Regions from separate parts of the Mus musculus genome. Here region 2 is linked to region 1. A link is a loop called in an ENCODE intact Hi-C map of the cell type or tissue named here. Cell type or tissue: gastrocnemius. All regions are shown on one strand.

What was found. Hi-C counts contacts between places; a loop is a spot of excess contacts. Peaks named below come from ENCODE experiments on the same cell type or tissue, not always from the same donor. Only the 100,000 strongest peaks of a DNase experiment are listed, where the experiment ranks them.
Region 2: a loop joins it to region 1, with 2.7 times the contacts of the local background. A loop is called at or near these places in 2 of 42 quality-filtered maps.

Annotation. Positions count from the first base shown.
Region 1 is chr4:151,196,254-151,204,253 of GRCm38, forward strand. The region is part of intron 6 of Camta1 (calmodulin binding transcription activator 1); the gene reads right to left. Among named protein-coding and RNA genes, the nearest start is that of Gm30422, 16 kb to the right of the region's middle. In gastrocnemius, no CTCF peak of the experiment used is centred here; a DNase peak (open chromatin) is centred at 4,244.
Region 2 is chr4:151,590,750-151,598,749 of GRCm38, forward strand. All of the region lies in intron 3 of Camta1 (calmodulin binding transcription activator 1), which reads right to left. Among named protein-coding and RNA genes, the nearest start is that of Gm52712, 47 kb to the right of the region's middle. In gastrocnemius, no CTCF peak of the experiment used is centred here; DNase peaks (open chromatin) are centred at 4,181, 4,573 and 5,105.

The DNA of each region.
Region 1 (8,000 bases):
CTTGCCCACTAGTCCTCCCTTTCTTCTGGCTGTCCTCTGCCCGTTCATTCACGGGTCCACTCACCTAGCCTTCCAGTTACCCACACACCCATCCTATGTGTAGACAGCCGTGAAAACTGTTGAGTCTGCTCTGGTTATAAAAGATGGCGGGACGTCCCAATCCCACGGCCTGCTAATGCTCCCAGAGAAGAACACAGTGTATCCAGGGAAAATGCAATCTCCTCCCCAGTCATTCCCCAAACCACAATCCCCGAGAGTTGGCCCTGGCCATACTATGTAGCCAGGGTGTTCTTCAGCCCCGAGGAAGCTGGTGGGACCCTGTGTCTTAGGGTCTGAAGAGCTTTTCCCCTACATCTCCAGGGAACAGGGAATGTCTATGCCTGAAATTCAAAATGTACTCCCAAGCTCTTTTGCAGATTACTGTTTTTTTTTTCCAGTATATGAAAAAGCAGCTCAGACAAGTCCCTGGTGGGCTCAGTTGGGAAGTTTTTTTGGACACTTAAAATCTCAGCCTGCAAACGCCAGGCATGCTGGAGGTAATTGTTCATGAAAATCAAAGGGAAGCCAATACAGCAGGTTTCTGGTATTTTATCAGCCACAGACACAGGTTAGTTCTCATCACCCTGAGCCTCAAGAAAGATAAAACTGGAGCATTGATCTGAGCCTCTCCCATGAGGGTCCCGTGCTGGCAAACCAGTACCATCTCAGAGCAGACGTTCCCTGGCTTGAAACAGCCACGTGTGGGGTGGCAGCTGCTGGCCTCAAACACTCCTCTAGAGAGGCTGTGGTGGTCAAGAACACCTGAAACCTCTTCTGTTACTCCCTGCGGGTGCCCAGCCTGCCAGGGCTGGGAGGTCTGTCCAGGACCTCCCGTGTCTATGGCAACCGATGCATCCCATTCCCAAGGCAGGGACCAAGGCCCTTGCTTAAGTTACTTTGTATGGTGGTAACCAGGCTTGTGTGGGAGAGCTGCCCTTTGGTGAAGGCTTTCCCTAGAGATAGGAAATGAGGGGTGGGAGATGACAAACCAGGCAGGGCAGGCCCTAGAGCCCACAGTGTCTTCGGAGGGCAGAGGACACCTGTTGCTGATCTTACAAGTCAATTGACAGAATTCATCCTTGGAAGGAATTCTTTGAGGAGAGTAGCATTTAGACCAGTGGATTGTGGGTAAGCAGGTGGACCTCCTCCTTGTGAACAGGCCTCCAACCATCAACAGAAGGTCTTAAGACACAAATGCCAAGGTCTCGAAGGAAACAGGAATCCCAGCTGCAGGCAGCCTTCCAGCCCTCCCTGGAACACCAGCTCTGTCCTAGGTCCCCAAAGGTTGGCCTGGCCTGGAGAATGCAGGGTTTTAGGCTCCACAGTCAAAGGAGCCAATTCCTTATACACTTCCTGTCTCTGTCCTCCTATCTCCATCTCAGTCTCCCTCCCACCGACTCTTCCCTGGCCAGCCCAGAGTCAAGCTCCCTATCTCTGAAGATCTCCGAGCCAGTCAACAACCAACCAAGCAGCCACTGCTAATTGTTGAGTGCCTGTCTTGTGCAGATCACGGAGCTAACGGCACATGCCTCCTCTCACAAGTCCTCAGGGAAGTGAATGGAAGCTCTCGATGTCAAGCAGCCTGCTCAAGGTCAAGTGTAAGAAGACTAGACTCTAGGTCTAACTGAGGTCCCCTCCTGGAGCTGGGCTCTTGTCCTGGTATTTATTGGGAGGCCAAGGATGAGAAGGCCAGTGGCGCCAGGAAGGAGATGTTGGGGCAACAAAGAGGGAACAATTACTGTTATAGAACACCATGACCAAAAGCAATCTGGGGGGGGGGGGAGAGGGAGGGCTTACTTTATCTCATACTTCCAAGAAACAGTTCCTCACGTAAGGCAGGACCCCAGAGGCAGGAACTGAGGCAGAGGCGGGGGAAGAATGCTCCTTATCAGTTTGTTCCTCCTGGTTTGCTTAGCCTGTCTTCTTATAGCACCCGGTAAGACCAGCCTAAGGGATGGTACTGCCCACAGTGGGCTGGGTCCTCCCATATTACTCAAGAAAGTGCACCACAGGCAAATCTGATGGCGGCCCATCTCAGATGAGAATCTCTTTTCCCACATGACTCTACTTTGTATTAAGTTTGTATACAAAGTTAACCAAACAAAACAACTTAGTCAGCACAGTTGCCAGCCAAGGCCAAATGCTGATACCTGAGACCAGGCCAGGCCTTCTACGTCCTCAGGTTCACCAGGTTCCTGGGGTACCACAGCCTGCTCTGGAGACACCGGCTCTGCCTCTGTTGGGAGCTTTTGTGTCCTAAGCTTGTCACCTTGTCAGTCCCCTCCCATAGACAGAAGCATGGAGGAGAGCGGGGAGGAAATGAAATCTAAAAAGCCATGTCAGTTTGAGTGATTCTCCAGCAGCTGGCTGCCCCTCATTGCTCCAAGGAAGGCAATAAAGCCAGGGAGCCAATAACAGCAAACGGCATGAGGCTTGACAGATATGGCTGTCCCCAGCAGGTGATGGCCAATTCAACCAGGGCGAGAAATGGAAGTTGGGGCAAACTGGTCCATGAAATGAGTGACCCTGTGAAACCTCTCCCCCTGACTAGTCCATCTGAGCAGTGAGTACCAGTCCGCCCCATGGGAGCAGGCTGGGTTGCTCAAGTGGAGGGGGCCCATGGCACAGATCGCAGAGTAGCTGTGGGAGGTGTTGTAGGGCCCCCATGGGTGGGGAGGTGGGCATGTGCTATTAGTATCTGATGTTTGGGTGGATATCAAGCACAGGGGTGAGGGGCCAATGAGTGTGAGGGGCTCTTCGTATTAGTTTTCGTGTAAACTCAGGGCCTGGTTACACGCTTGGCTGGAGCTAAGCTGGGCTTTCCATACTTGGGCTGAGGGCAAGGCACTCACATTGCTGTGATTGGACAGGCATGGGTTGTGCGAGCCCCTCAGTTTCTCTGCAAGCTGGCTCACCTGACCCTATGCTCTGCCCTGCCTGCCCACTCTCAAGGCAGGTATCTGGTTCTTACCAACTTCCTGATGACATGGTAGCAGCACAGGCTGAGCTCAGCTCAATGCTTGTTGCTGGGGCTTGGTGCCTAAGATGGGGCAGGCACCTGATGCCGGTTCCCTAGTGCATATCAAGACAGTTGGCCAGGTTTCTGGGGATGTGACTTTGGCCTTGTCTCTAATCCTCGTCTCCTTGGGGAGAAGGGAGGCAGGGAAGGATTGTCTGTACGGAGAAGACCCCGGCTGAGGTCAGTCTTCAGAGAGCATGTTCTCTCTGTGTCTGTGTAGGGCAGCTGCTCAGGTCTGCCTGACATTGACATCTTTTGACTCTGAATCAACAACCATAACAAGAGTCAGGGGAGATGGCTTGGTTGGTAAAGTGCTTGCCATGAAATCCCCAGCCACCATCTACTAAGCCAAATGTGTGCTCTTGTGATCCCAGCCCTGGGAGATCTCTGACCAGACAGCCCAACCCAACAAGTGAGCCCCAGGTCCCAGCATGAGACTCTGTTTCAAAGAGTCAAGGGGATGCTTCGTTAGGAATGACACCCGAGTTGACCTCTGACCTCCATACACATGTGCACATGTGCACACACACAGAAAACCATGGGCGAGCCAGGGTGGTAGGGAGCCTCAGATTTGCACCATGGGAGCACTGACACCCTTCTGAGCTCCAGTTGCCTGGGAACTTCCCACAGAACAGGCGCTCTCAGGGGCTGAGGTAGGCTAGAGTTCATGGCCCCTACGGAGAATCTGTGTCTAGGTCTCTACACTGGGTCAAAGCCCCAGACTTACTTAGGATCCTGGGAGGCTATGTGCTCCCAGAGACACTGAGATGTCTTCCAGGCTGAGAGGTGAGGTTGTGACAAGCCACCAGGACATCTCAATATGGGGGTATGGGGGGCAAGACACCCTGCAGGAGATGCTGAAAGCTTGCAAGAGAGTGACTCAGATCCATCTGGCACTGCCATTGGGCATGCTTTCTTTTGGCTCTCTGTCTCTGAGATGAGGCTAGCCCTTCTTAGCTTCTTTCTTTTACAACTCTGGGTTTCCCTATGCAGCCCCAGGCTAGCCTCAAACTCATGGTGATCCTCCTGCTTCAGCTTCCTCAGTAGCAGGACTACAAGAATGAACCACCATGCCTGATCTCTCTTCTTAGCATCTTACTGCTCACTCGAGACCTCAGTGTCTCCATGTGCTAAGTGTGAGGAGTCCAGCACTTACTAGCTTCATGCCAAATGTCTGGACTGGCGCCAGCCCGCACAGAGCATCCCTAGAAACATCCAGACTTCTAAGCACCAGCTGACAACGTGCCTCCGCAGTCGGCGGAGCCACGAGAGGAAACAGCTTCCCACCTCCTTGGATCCAAGAAGAACCAAATTAAGGTGCTAAGTTTATACATTAATTTTTTTTTTTTTTTTTTGCCGCAGACAGGAATGGAAATAGCTTTCTAAAAGGTATTTTTAAAAACTGCTTTTTGGTGCTCCATTAAAAGGCTCTTCCGCCTTGCCTTGGAGTCTCTGCATCTGCCAAAAATACTATGAAAATTGCTAAAACACAGTGTCTGTTGGCTCTAGCAGGTTTGCCAGCCAGCTCCAAATAATCTAAAACCTGATCTCACATTCGATCCGAGATGGAAGGCACACAGCTCACTCTAACGGTGATCCAAAAGCCTGGGAGAAAGGCCTCTCTGGGGTTGAGAGGTGTCCTTATCTCCTGGGTGGTGGCCACAATGGCTTTGCCTGTATCTTCCTACTTCCCTTCCCAGGTCCTGATTTGTCCAGCCAACTCCAAGTCCACACCATCCACTTGCAGTGTCTACCCAGATGACCAACATGTGTCTTGCTCCCAACACGGCTCAGAGGACCCATGATTTCTCTAGTCCACGCCCTGCTTACATCTCTCCGGTGTACACAGCCTTGCCAGCCCCTAGTTATCCAAGTCCAAGGCCACCACTGGTCAGGCTGGATCCCTCTCTTTCTAAAACGAGCCTGCCTGCCCCTAAGCAAGTCTGGTAAACCTTACCACTTAGCCCTCAGCCCCCTTTTCCTCTGCTCCTGCTATGTCCTCCTGCTGAGTCGCTGTAGGACCTACTAGCTGCCACCTTGTCCCTTACAGCAAGAGAGAACTTTAAAAGCACATTTATCAGATCACATCACTGCTGTGCTTAGAGTATCCAAATAAGACTGAGGCATTCTGCCCTTCCTTGGGGTGGGAGCTCCCTCAGGCTTCCCTTCGAGTGCTTTCCTGTGCTTGCCTGGCTCATCGGCTCCAGTCCCCTGTTTGCTTGCTTTCTCCTGCTTTACAGCCTCAGGAGCTTGGAACTGGCTGCTCCCTCTGGAACATTCTTCCCAAGGTTCATACCGGTGGTTTCCATGTGACTCGGTCACAGTCCAGATGACACCCCTTTGGAGAGCACAGACCTCAAAGCTGGTGGCCTTTCTTGTCTATGTGTACACCAGCATCCTTCCCACTAGATGGCCTGCCCTGAGGGCTGGGATCTCAGGACAGGATTTCAGCGGTCTGGAGCTGCGTCCTGTGTACGCTCTGGTATGTAGGCCTCTGTGATTGAATGAGCGAGGACCTGTCCCACATCACCCACCTCCACGCACGTGTGCACCAGGAGCTCGTGACCCCTCGCTTGTTTCATTCTGACAGTGGCTAGGGCTCTTGCTGAGCCACCTCTCATTGTACTCAGACCCTGGTTAGAAGTCACCAGCCCAGTGTGGGGTAGCAGGAAGGTACCTCCGAAGGCCTGCTGGGTGGTACGGGCGTAAAGGGTTTCAGATGAAAGGCAGAGCAATTCCGACTCTGCTACTTATACTCTGCGTGGCTTAGACACACCATTTATATTCCAGGTGTCCATTGTCCTTCCACACAGACCACACCCTTGTCAAGAGCTAATGAATTCTAGGTTTCCTGGGTTACAGCACCTGATCTTGTTCAGGTTCTGAGGTTCTTACACTGCCATGGATGAAAGAGACAAGCTTTTGGGGGAAGAATTATAGCAAGTCTTCAATTCCAATGAAAAGGGCCTAAGAGATCCTAGTGGTCCTCAGGAGTACACCATGGACCCTACATTAACAACACAGAGAAGTCAGCATCCAGTTTGATAAAATAAAATAAAATAAAATAAAATAAAATAAAATAAAATAAAAAAAAACTACCTAGACACAGAACATCTAATCCTATACAAGAAAGATACACAAATGAGGCCTGGCCCATCCCACAGGATGCTGGCCATGCCTTGTGCCTGGAGTGGCATCTATTCTTTCCCTTAGTGGCTCTATGCCACATTTTGGTTATGATGCAGTGATGTCCCCAGCCCAGGGACCTGACACAAGGGTGGCACACGGCTATAGAGATATGATAAGATTAAAAACAAGTACCAGTGGCCATCCTGTGAGCCAGGATAAAGAGGAATCCAGGAACAAACTTAAGGAGTGGATTCCAAGGCAGGGCTGCTGAGCTGAGACCTAAATCCTGCGGTAGACACAGCTGTGGTAGATCAGGAGGACTTCGTAGGCAGAGGAGCGGTCAGGGCGAGAAGTGTGGGCTCTACTTGTTCTTCAGAAGAGAGTAGAGAGAGTGGGGTCTTCCTGTGGCTATAGAATGACCTGCGGTAGCGGGAAGCCAGAGGAGGCCGGACCCATTGAGCCCTGAGACATGGGTGGACATGCAGGTCTTCCACCCATCAGCAGAACCTTGGCTTGAGATCTGATTTGTTCAAACCATGAAGAGCTGATTATAAGTTTTAATTGTCTCTGGAAACTTTGAGGCCTTGGAGCCGAGTGAAAAGACTCCTTACATGGTTCACAATAACGGTCTGTTAACACATTCCAGACCCAATTTATCCAAGAACTTGTTAAAATTCCCTCTGTGCAGCCAGCAAAGGAATGTGATTTTGAAGTCGTTTACTTACCAATAAATTACAATGCTCTGGGATCATTAGCAGCAAAGTAAATTGTTTTAATTGATCTGAACTTCGTTACGACCCAGGGACTCCGCTCCTGTGCAAATGCACTTTCTAAGGGTCTAAAATAACAAATGAATCTCTCTTGAATCCTGTCATCTTTAGATCTGTTCTTTCCCCCAGAGACCAGGAAAGGGGAGAGAATCAATGGTGGCAGTAGATATTGCTGCATGGCCCAGGGACCGCACAAAACACTGCATAGATATTGCTGCATGGCCCAGGGACCGCACAAAACACTACATAGATATTACCACCTGGCCCAGAGGCCGCACAGAACACTGCATACAGAAACACTGCATAGATAGATATTGCCACATGGCACAGGGGCTGCACAGAGACACTGTTCCGGGAGCTGGGTCTCTGTGCAGCTAGTCTTTGCAATGGTGGGATGGTGGGGGAAGTGTGAACTTGAGAGCTGTCCTGTGCTGATATCCCTCTGTCCCCTTGTGTTGTCGCAGGCTCTGTAATTGTTCACCCACAGGTTTCCTGCAGATTCTGCAGGTGCTGTTTGCATGGCAATACAAACACAAGCTAATTTACAAGTGAACAGACTGGTGTGTAGCCTAACAATGGGGACATTTTAAAAAATGTGTGTCAGGTGACCTAAGAACTATTTATTTGTTTATGTGTGTTGTTTTTTTTCTTTTTGGAGGGGTCATGTGTGTTACATTCATGTCACGGTATGAATGTGGAGGTCAAAGGATAATTTGCAGTAGTCTCTCCTTCTACCATGTAGGTCTCAGAGTTTGAACTCAGTCATCTTGGCAGTAAGTGCCTTTACTTTCTGAGCCATTTGGCAGTCTTTATCAGGTGTACTTAACACACACTAAGCTGGCTGTGACCTAGCAATGTCAACCTATGTGTGTCCCCATTGGGCCTAAAACCACACGTGTGTTCATGAAGAGGATTTCACTTTTATTTGTGTACGCTTGTATGTCTCTGTGTGAATGCCCGTGGAGGTCAGTCAAGGGTGTTGGATCCCTCAGAGCTGGGAACCAAACTCTGGTCCTCTTCAAGAGCAGCCAGTGCTCTTAACT
Region 2 (8,000 bases), 390 kb after region 1:
GCTAGTCTCTAGATGTGCTGGAGGTGTCTGGGTCGCCTGTCTAATACCATCTTCATGATGTACAGTCTTACTAGCCCCCTGCCCTTACCAGAGTTTGTCCCCTCTTCACCAGATGGGCAGACAGTGGGTGGACATTGCCCTTTCAAACCTTAGGAACTTGCTGGGTAGACTGAGACACACATGCCATGGAACCAAACACTCTCATGGGAATGAAGGGATACTCAATGACTGGGAGCTGCTCTGGCAGAGAAACTGAGTCTGGTTCCCAGCACCCATGTCAGAGAGCTCAGGACTGCCTCTAACTCCAGCTACAGGGACTCTGAAGCCCTCTTCAGGCCTCCATAGACACCTGCACTCATGTGTACATACCGGCACAAACACACAGAAAGACACATCTCTAAACTCTTTTTTAAAGTATAAAATACAGATATAAACGTTCACTGCAGCATTATTGGCAAGAGCTTAGAAAGAAGCAGAGGCCACCCGGTCTGTAGATGGATGGACAGTTTACAGAGGAAACATGAACGGGGGGCGGGGTGCGGAGAGGGGTGGCAAAGTCCCATTCCAGAGGCTACAACACGGATAATGAAGGCACGATGCTACCTGAATGAAGCTTACAACAGGTCATGTGTTAAGAATGCCACTAGTGACATACACAGAACATCCCAACTAACTGGCAGAGAACCTAAATTTGTGATGAAGGATGAGAGGGTGAGGGGTGACTGGTGAGAAGAGGTGGCGTCTCCTTTTGGGGGTGGTATAGATGTTAGGAACTAGCAGGAGTGCTGGCTACACACTGCTGGGAAGACACTAAGTGTCACTAATGCTACAGAGCAGTGGTTCTCAGATGGGTCACCTAAGACCATCAGAAAACATAGATACTTACATTATGATTTATAACAGTTATAAAATTACAGTTATGAAGTAGCAATGCAAATACTTTTATGGCTGGGGGTCACCATACCGTGGGGAACTGTATTAAATAAAGGGTTACAGTATTAGGAAGGTTGAGAACCACTGCCCTAGAGTGTATTTAAATACATTGTATCCTAATTATTTTTTTAAAGAGTAAGAGGAGAGCAAATGCATCCAGTTGGATGTGACCAGGTGATGGAGATGCTAGCCTGCCCTGCCTATACAGCAGACCCAGACTGAAAGGGCCATCTTGGCACATCCACCGGCTGGCTTCCTGTTACTCTCACAACCTCAGTCATCCCAGATTCTGCGTCGACAGTAGGAAGGATGGCCCACTGTCAGGGTAAAGGGATTCACGGCAGGCTCCAAAGCAAAGACTGTCCAGCTTGCAGATTTTAAATGTTCAGTTTGTCCTTTGGATGTTCAAATAGAAAAACTACTGCCAAAATACAGCGTGTGTGTGGCCAGGGCAGGGACAGCAGCCCATGGGAGATAGAATTCAGTTTTGTGGACTCTGCTTTACACCAGCAAGGGTCCCTGCCAACAGAAAGGCAGAGGGATTGCCCCAGAGTCACTGTTGTGAAGGGTGAGGGTCCAGAATGGGGCAGTCTAGTGAGTCCCCTACTACCCATCATTGGAGGTCAGTGATGCCCCCAGGCATTGAAAGGACTTCATGGTGGCAGTGAGCCACTGGGGGCGAGGGGACTAGAGCCTGTGGGTAAGGGGTACTGCTGCCTAGCTTGGCACCTACAGTTTTGTCCTACCTTGCATCCAACTCACCATCTTTGCTCACATTGCCCTTAGGTCATCATGATGATGGTGGTGGTGATGATGATGATGATGATGATGATGATGATGGCCTAGTCTCCCTGGGGAATCGTCAGGCTGTCTGTCCTCCATCCCACAGTGAACTGCAGCTGCTGGGACCTGCTCTGCAATGACTGTGGTACTCTAGGACTCCTGGCACATAGCACTTTCTGTTGTACAGCTCTGTGTGGAGAGTCTGGGTCCCTACACAGCCATAGAGTCCTGTAGTTCTTGGATGCAAAGGTGACTGCTGAGTAGGTAGAACACTGCATGGGGGTTATGCAGAACTCTTTTTACACACAATAAAAACATGCTGGAACCTCCCTTGGTGCAGGGGGAAGGGGCAAGGATGGGCTGTGTGGGCTGTTGCTATGGGACACTATGCCCATGCAGGGTACTCTATAGAAATGACCACCTGAACAGCTCCCAAACAGCTCCCAGCTTTGCCCTCAGGACGGGAGCCCCGCCCTCAGGACGGGAGCCCCGCCCTCAGGACGCGAGCTCCTTTCTCCAACAGTGAGTAACAGCACTGTGTGCTACCATGTGTCATCTTGAAATTTCAAGGAGCTACATTTTTTAAGGTTAAAAAAATATTTGAGGACTTTAATAATAGGTTTTATATTTTAAGCCGAGTGTATTCAAAATAGCATTTCCCTAATTTTAGAGAGCAGTAGAGCTGTCTCCTGTTCTCTATACTGTTTTCTAAAACTGGCGTGTGTTTCCATTCCCAGCCCACCTCAGCCAGGCTCGGGGGCCAAACAAGGCTGGTATGTGGGATGGTGGCCCTAAATAGACACCGTGGGAGCCTGTGACAGACTGAACCTTCTGGCAGTCAGGTGGAGTCTGGGTGGGGGAGAGGGGCCACCACCAACAGACACTTCCCTGCAGCCACTGTCACCTCAGTTTCCCTCAGGGTGAAGGAGCCGTGTCCCCCGTGTGGGATGTGAGAGGCCTACCTCGAGTGGACTCTAGGTATCCCAGAGAAGCTGAATACACTGGGCTTATTGGTGCTGGATCTCTCTCCAGGGGGCACCCTCTCAAAGACAGTTCTCAGAAAAAAGACAACTACTGCCCTGGCACCGGACAATCCTTTTAGTCCCATCTTCCAGACACATGCTCAATATCAGGGAAAGAAAAGGTCTGTGGAGAGGCCATGGTGCTTTCTGTAATAAATTAAACAAGTGCCACTATACACATAAACATGTTTGTAAATGTGCATATTTGTATATATAAACATGTGTTTAAGTATGCATGTGTATATATGTTTCAGTACATAATATGTTTGAGTATAATGTGTGTATATTTGAATATGTATATGTATGCTCATTTGTGTGTGTGTGTGTGTGTGTGTACACGCGCATGTGCATGCATGCTCTGGGGTATGTGTATACCTGGGTATGCATGTGAATGTGACTGTTTAAGGTGTGTGTGTGTTTATATGTGTTTTGGCACATACATATTATGTATGTTGGGTGGCATATATGTTCATGTGTGTGTTGGGTATGTGTATTTGTGGATGTGTTTGGTCTTGTGTTCATAATTGTCTCTGTGTGTATACATGTATATGCATATATGTTGGTATATGCTTGTACTATATTCTCCTGAGCTTCAGTAATAAAAATATCTCTGTGGTCTATATAGTCTCAGCTACCTTTTGCATAGAAAAATGGGTTTTCAACCAAGGGGTAATTTTAGAAGTTTGTTTTTTATGAGAGCGCTGTACAAGGGTTTTATCTGTGAGGACGGACGCTGAGGGGAGAAGGCACTGCTCTCCTAGCAGCTGGCCCCAGCATCTGCTGGAGCCACAAAATGCAATTATATTACTCCCAAATGTGAAGTAAAAATATCTTGTTTCCAATACTCTTGGTTTTAAGGCTCATACTGAGCGTCCTCTGGGCATTTCGGTGGTGCCAGCTCTCCGTGCGATGTACTTTATTAGGGATGTGTGATTGTCATATTAATGACTTCTAGCCAATGTGTTTACAGTGCGAAAAAACTTTCCCAGAATCTGCCACTCACTGCACTTCACCAAAAATAATTGGCCCTGATTTAAATAAATAACCATTCTATAGCCCCTTCCCAGTGACAGGTCACCCTGAATAAAGCTGCCGGGTCCATTTCTGTGACAGATTCCACCGAGGTCCAGTGGTGTAGGGTCCTCCGGTCTAAGGGGTAAGCTCCCATCCCTTTTATCAACAGCTGGGCCATCCAGGTGATCAGGCCCATACCTGCATGAGATACTCTGGGTCCCCACCCATAAGTCAAACCAACACACCCAACTTGAAATGGTTAGCACCCATCAGAAGCAATGAGCCCACAGTCTGGAGGCTTTTCATTCTCTGTTTCCACATGGAGTGAGCCACCGCTCCACTCAGACTGTACGACGCTGATAGTGAAGGTGTCCGGGAGACGGGTGTCTGGAAGACTTCCAGAGTAGCGATGGGCTCAGGGTCCCTGTCTAACAGCCTGGACTTCTTAAAAAAGGAAGCCTAGCATGGCTGCCTGCCTACTGTACAGTCCTGGGGAGGCGCTCATGTGTCCTTCCCAGTGCCAGTCAGTGAAGAAGCAATGAATGAACAAAGACACTCGGAGACAGTCCTTCACACCGCCACAGTTATATATCCGTACGTCACGGTGATTATTTGGTGAATTATTGAGGGCCTACTGTGTACCAGACTCAGAGTCCTAACAGTACAAAGAGAAGTGACTGATGGTCCTTGCAAAGACAGCTGGGAAGACAGACAGGGCTGTGCGATCCAGGGCTGTCTTGCCAAGTGCAAGGTCCACGAGGATGTTCCCTTAGCAGTGTGAACGATGAACTCATGCCGAGGAGAAAAAAAAGGCAAGGTTGAGCCAAAGAGCTAGCACTTGGACAGCACCAGACTGTGCAGGGGGCTGCCAGGCAGGCTGGTGATGGAGACTCAGGGGCAGGAAACAGCATGTGCAAAGACAGGAAACGAGAAGAGTAAGTGCATTCAGGGAAACCTCGGCAAATGCAGCAGCCAGAGTCGACAGGGTCTGGGGAAGATGAGCCGAACCTAAGCAGGAGGGTGCGGAGGCCCCAGACTGGGGAGCAATTAAAATGCCAGGCAAGTGGAGTTCCCACCATGATAGGCGGGGGACGGAGAAGGCTTTTAAGCAGAAGAAAGATAGAGAGGGTCAGGGAAGGCTTTTAAGCAGAGGGGAGACATAGAAGGATCCATGCTTTGGAAATGTCGCTTTGATGGTGGTGGAGCAGAGGGGGGTGACGGCTGGAAGACTGTGATGGCAATCCAGGAAAGAGTAGGGAGCTCGTGAACCGCGGCAGGCTGAGATGGGGATGCACACAAAGTGGATGGCGGTCAAAGAGGAGCCAGCGAAATGCGGAACTCAGTCGATGGGCAAGTGCCAAAATCAGAGGAGACAGGCTGGAATCCAGGGGCGCCACAGGTAGTGAGGACACCCAGGACAGCGAGGGCACCCACAGTCAGCCTCGTGGCTGGATCCACGGAGTCAGGCTGGCTGACTTTCCACAGTGGTTCCTTTCTCCCTTTTGTTTGTCCTTTGTGCTGGTTGAAGACTGGAGAGGGGCTTCCCAGCTGCTCTAGGAAAACAAAGCTAGACACCTATGGGTGTTGATATGGAACACCTACTGGCTGGTGCAGGGGGAGCCCATGCTCCTGTGGGTGAGCCTGAGTTCTACAGCCACTGCATCTCCATCCAGCTGGCTTTCCTCACTAGCTACCTACAAGCATTTGACATTAAGGCTCCTGCTGTGACCGTTATGACGTTGGATACTGAGTGGACTGGAAGACTGTGGGCTGATAGAGGCTATCCGGGAAGACAGCTTAGAGCCGTACCTACCAGAACACTCGCTGTTCCTTACGGTGGTCATCTGTTGGTTGAAGTGGTCCAGAGATTAAGATGGCCCCAGCTGTGCCAGCTGCCTTGTTAGTACTCAGCTCTCCCTGTCCTGCTCATGATGCTGAAACTGAGCCCTGAAACATTTCTCCTCCTGCCAACTTAGAAGAATGTTAAGATTTATAAAGAGGGAGCCTCGAGGATCCAGGAAGATGGGTCAATCAGTAAAGGACTTGCCACATCAGCATGGGGACCTCAGTTTGGTCCCCAGAACCCATGCTTAAAAGAAAAATCAAAATGTTGGGCATGGTGCTGCACACTCGAAATCTCTGTACAGAAGTGGAGACAGGCAGATCCCTGGGCTCATGGGCCAGCCAGTCTAGCCTACTTGGTGAGTCCCAAGCCAATGAGAGACCCTGCCTCAAAGAAAAGTTCACCGGATGGTACCTGAGGAGCAATACCCAAGGCTGTCCTCTGGCCTCCACATTCGTGTGTGTGTGCACATGTGCACATGCGCACACGAGCATGCACACACACACACACACACACACACACACCAGTAGACCCACGCAATGATAGAGTCAAGAGGCACAGCTCTTCTGGTTCCTGTGAGTCTAAGGTGATGTAATTACTTTAGCACTGTTACCTAGACATGGAGGCCAGTGGCATGCAGGTGGCTTTGCCCACCAGACCAAATCCATCCACCATCCACCATCCACCATCCACCATCCACCATCCACACGCTACTTCATCCAGCTCTTCCTCCATTGATTCCTCATTTGTCAGTGGCCACTCTTGCAAACCTCAGCTCATCCTCTTGGCAGCAGCATGGTCATTTGGAGGTCATGCGCTTTTTTCTAAAGGTCTGGATGACAGCCAGTGGGGTGCAGGAAGATATTCTCAGTCTCTGGAGTGTCTCTCCCTCTGCCTAGAGGTCATAGCTATTCTCCTGACCATGGTACCTTAGGTCCATCTTGTATCCCTATAAGGAGTCAGTCATCATCTACTGGGTAGAAGATCTATCTATCTACCTATCTTCTATCTATCTATCTATCTATCTATCTATCTATCTATCTATCTATCTATTTACCTATATATCTATCTCTATATATGTGTCTATCTATTAATTACCTATCATCTATCATTTTTCCATCCAGAGAGAGAGAGAGAGAGAGAGAGAAAGAGAGAGAGAGAAGGTACTTGTGGAAGTCAAAAGAGGATGTTGAATCCTCTGTAGCTGGAGTTTGCTATAAACTTTCCAACATGGAAGCTGGGAACTAAACTCTGGTCCTCTGCAAAAATAGCATGCACTTTTAGCCACTGGGCCATCTCTCTAGCTCTGGGTAGCATCCATGCTCAAATAAAAATGTGGGTCTAGGTGGATCCTGGCCAACACAAAAACTGCCCTCAGTCAATCATACCATCCATGTCCTCCATTGCCCTGTCCTATTCTCTTAAGACAAGGCCTCTCACTGAACTGGAAGCTGGAAGAGAGGCTGAGGCATACAGCGGGGATGAGAAGGAGAGGAATCATGTCTTTGGGAAAATACCCAGTGTATCCCAGTGAGGCCTCTACAACAAGCTCCAAAAAAGTCCACCAGATGGTAGTTGGAGACCGCTGAAGGGCACATATCCTGTTCTGGGGCTTTTGACACCTGAGTCCTCCTATATATGTGGATAAAGGGCATTTCTTCTAGAATATAAAGTTACTGTTTTAGTCTCCAGACATTGCTCTGTTTTCAGATGGGATAGCACAATTATAATGATGTCAGATAATATATGTACATTAGCTCGTTAAACACACATATATGGTGTGTATATGGCTATACATGACCATGTATATTCACATGGTAAGAGGATGACCTTGTCTGCCTCTGCTGCTCTCTACCCCATTCCTTAAGGCCAGGCCTCTCAGAGGCTCACTGCTTTGGGTAGCTTGGCCAGTCAGCCTGCTTCTGAGCTCTGCCTCTCCCCACTGCCTTGAGCAGACACATATAACTGTGCATGCTTCTTACGTGGGTGCCAGGGATTTGAGTGCAGCAGGTCCTTATGCTCGGACAGGACTGACGCAGAAAGTGCTCTTATCTACTGGGCCATTTCTCTAGCCATAAAAGTTAACTCTATTTAATCAGCTTCTTTGAGGTATAATCTGCATACAGTGAGATGTGCCTTGCTTTATATGTACATTCAGTGAATGTCAGCAAATACGTGATATGCAAACATGAGCATTCATCTCTATCAGCACATTCAAAATATAAAACCTTTACAGCACCATGAAATGAGGATTCTATTGACTATAGTATCTTAGGCATTCACACACACCTACACTCTATCTATCTATCTATCTATCTATCTATCTATCTATCTATCTATCTATCTATCTATGTGTACTGGCTGGTTTTGTGTGTCAACTTGACACAAGCAGGAGTTGTCATAGA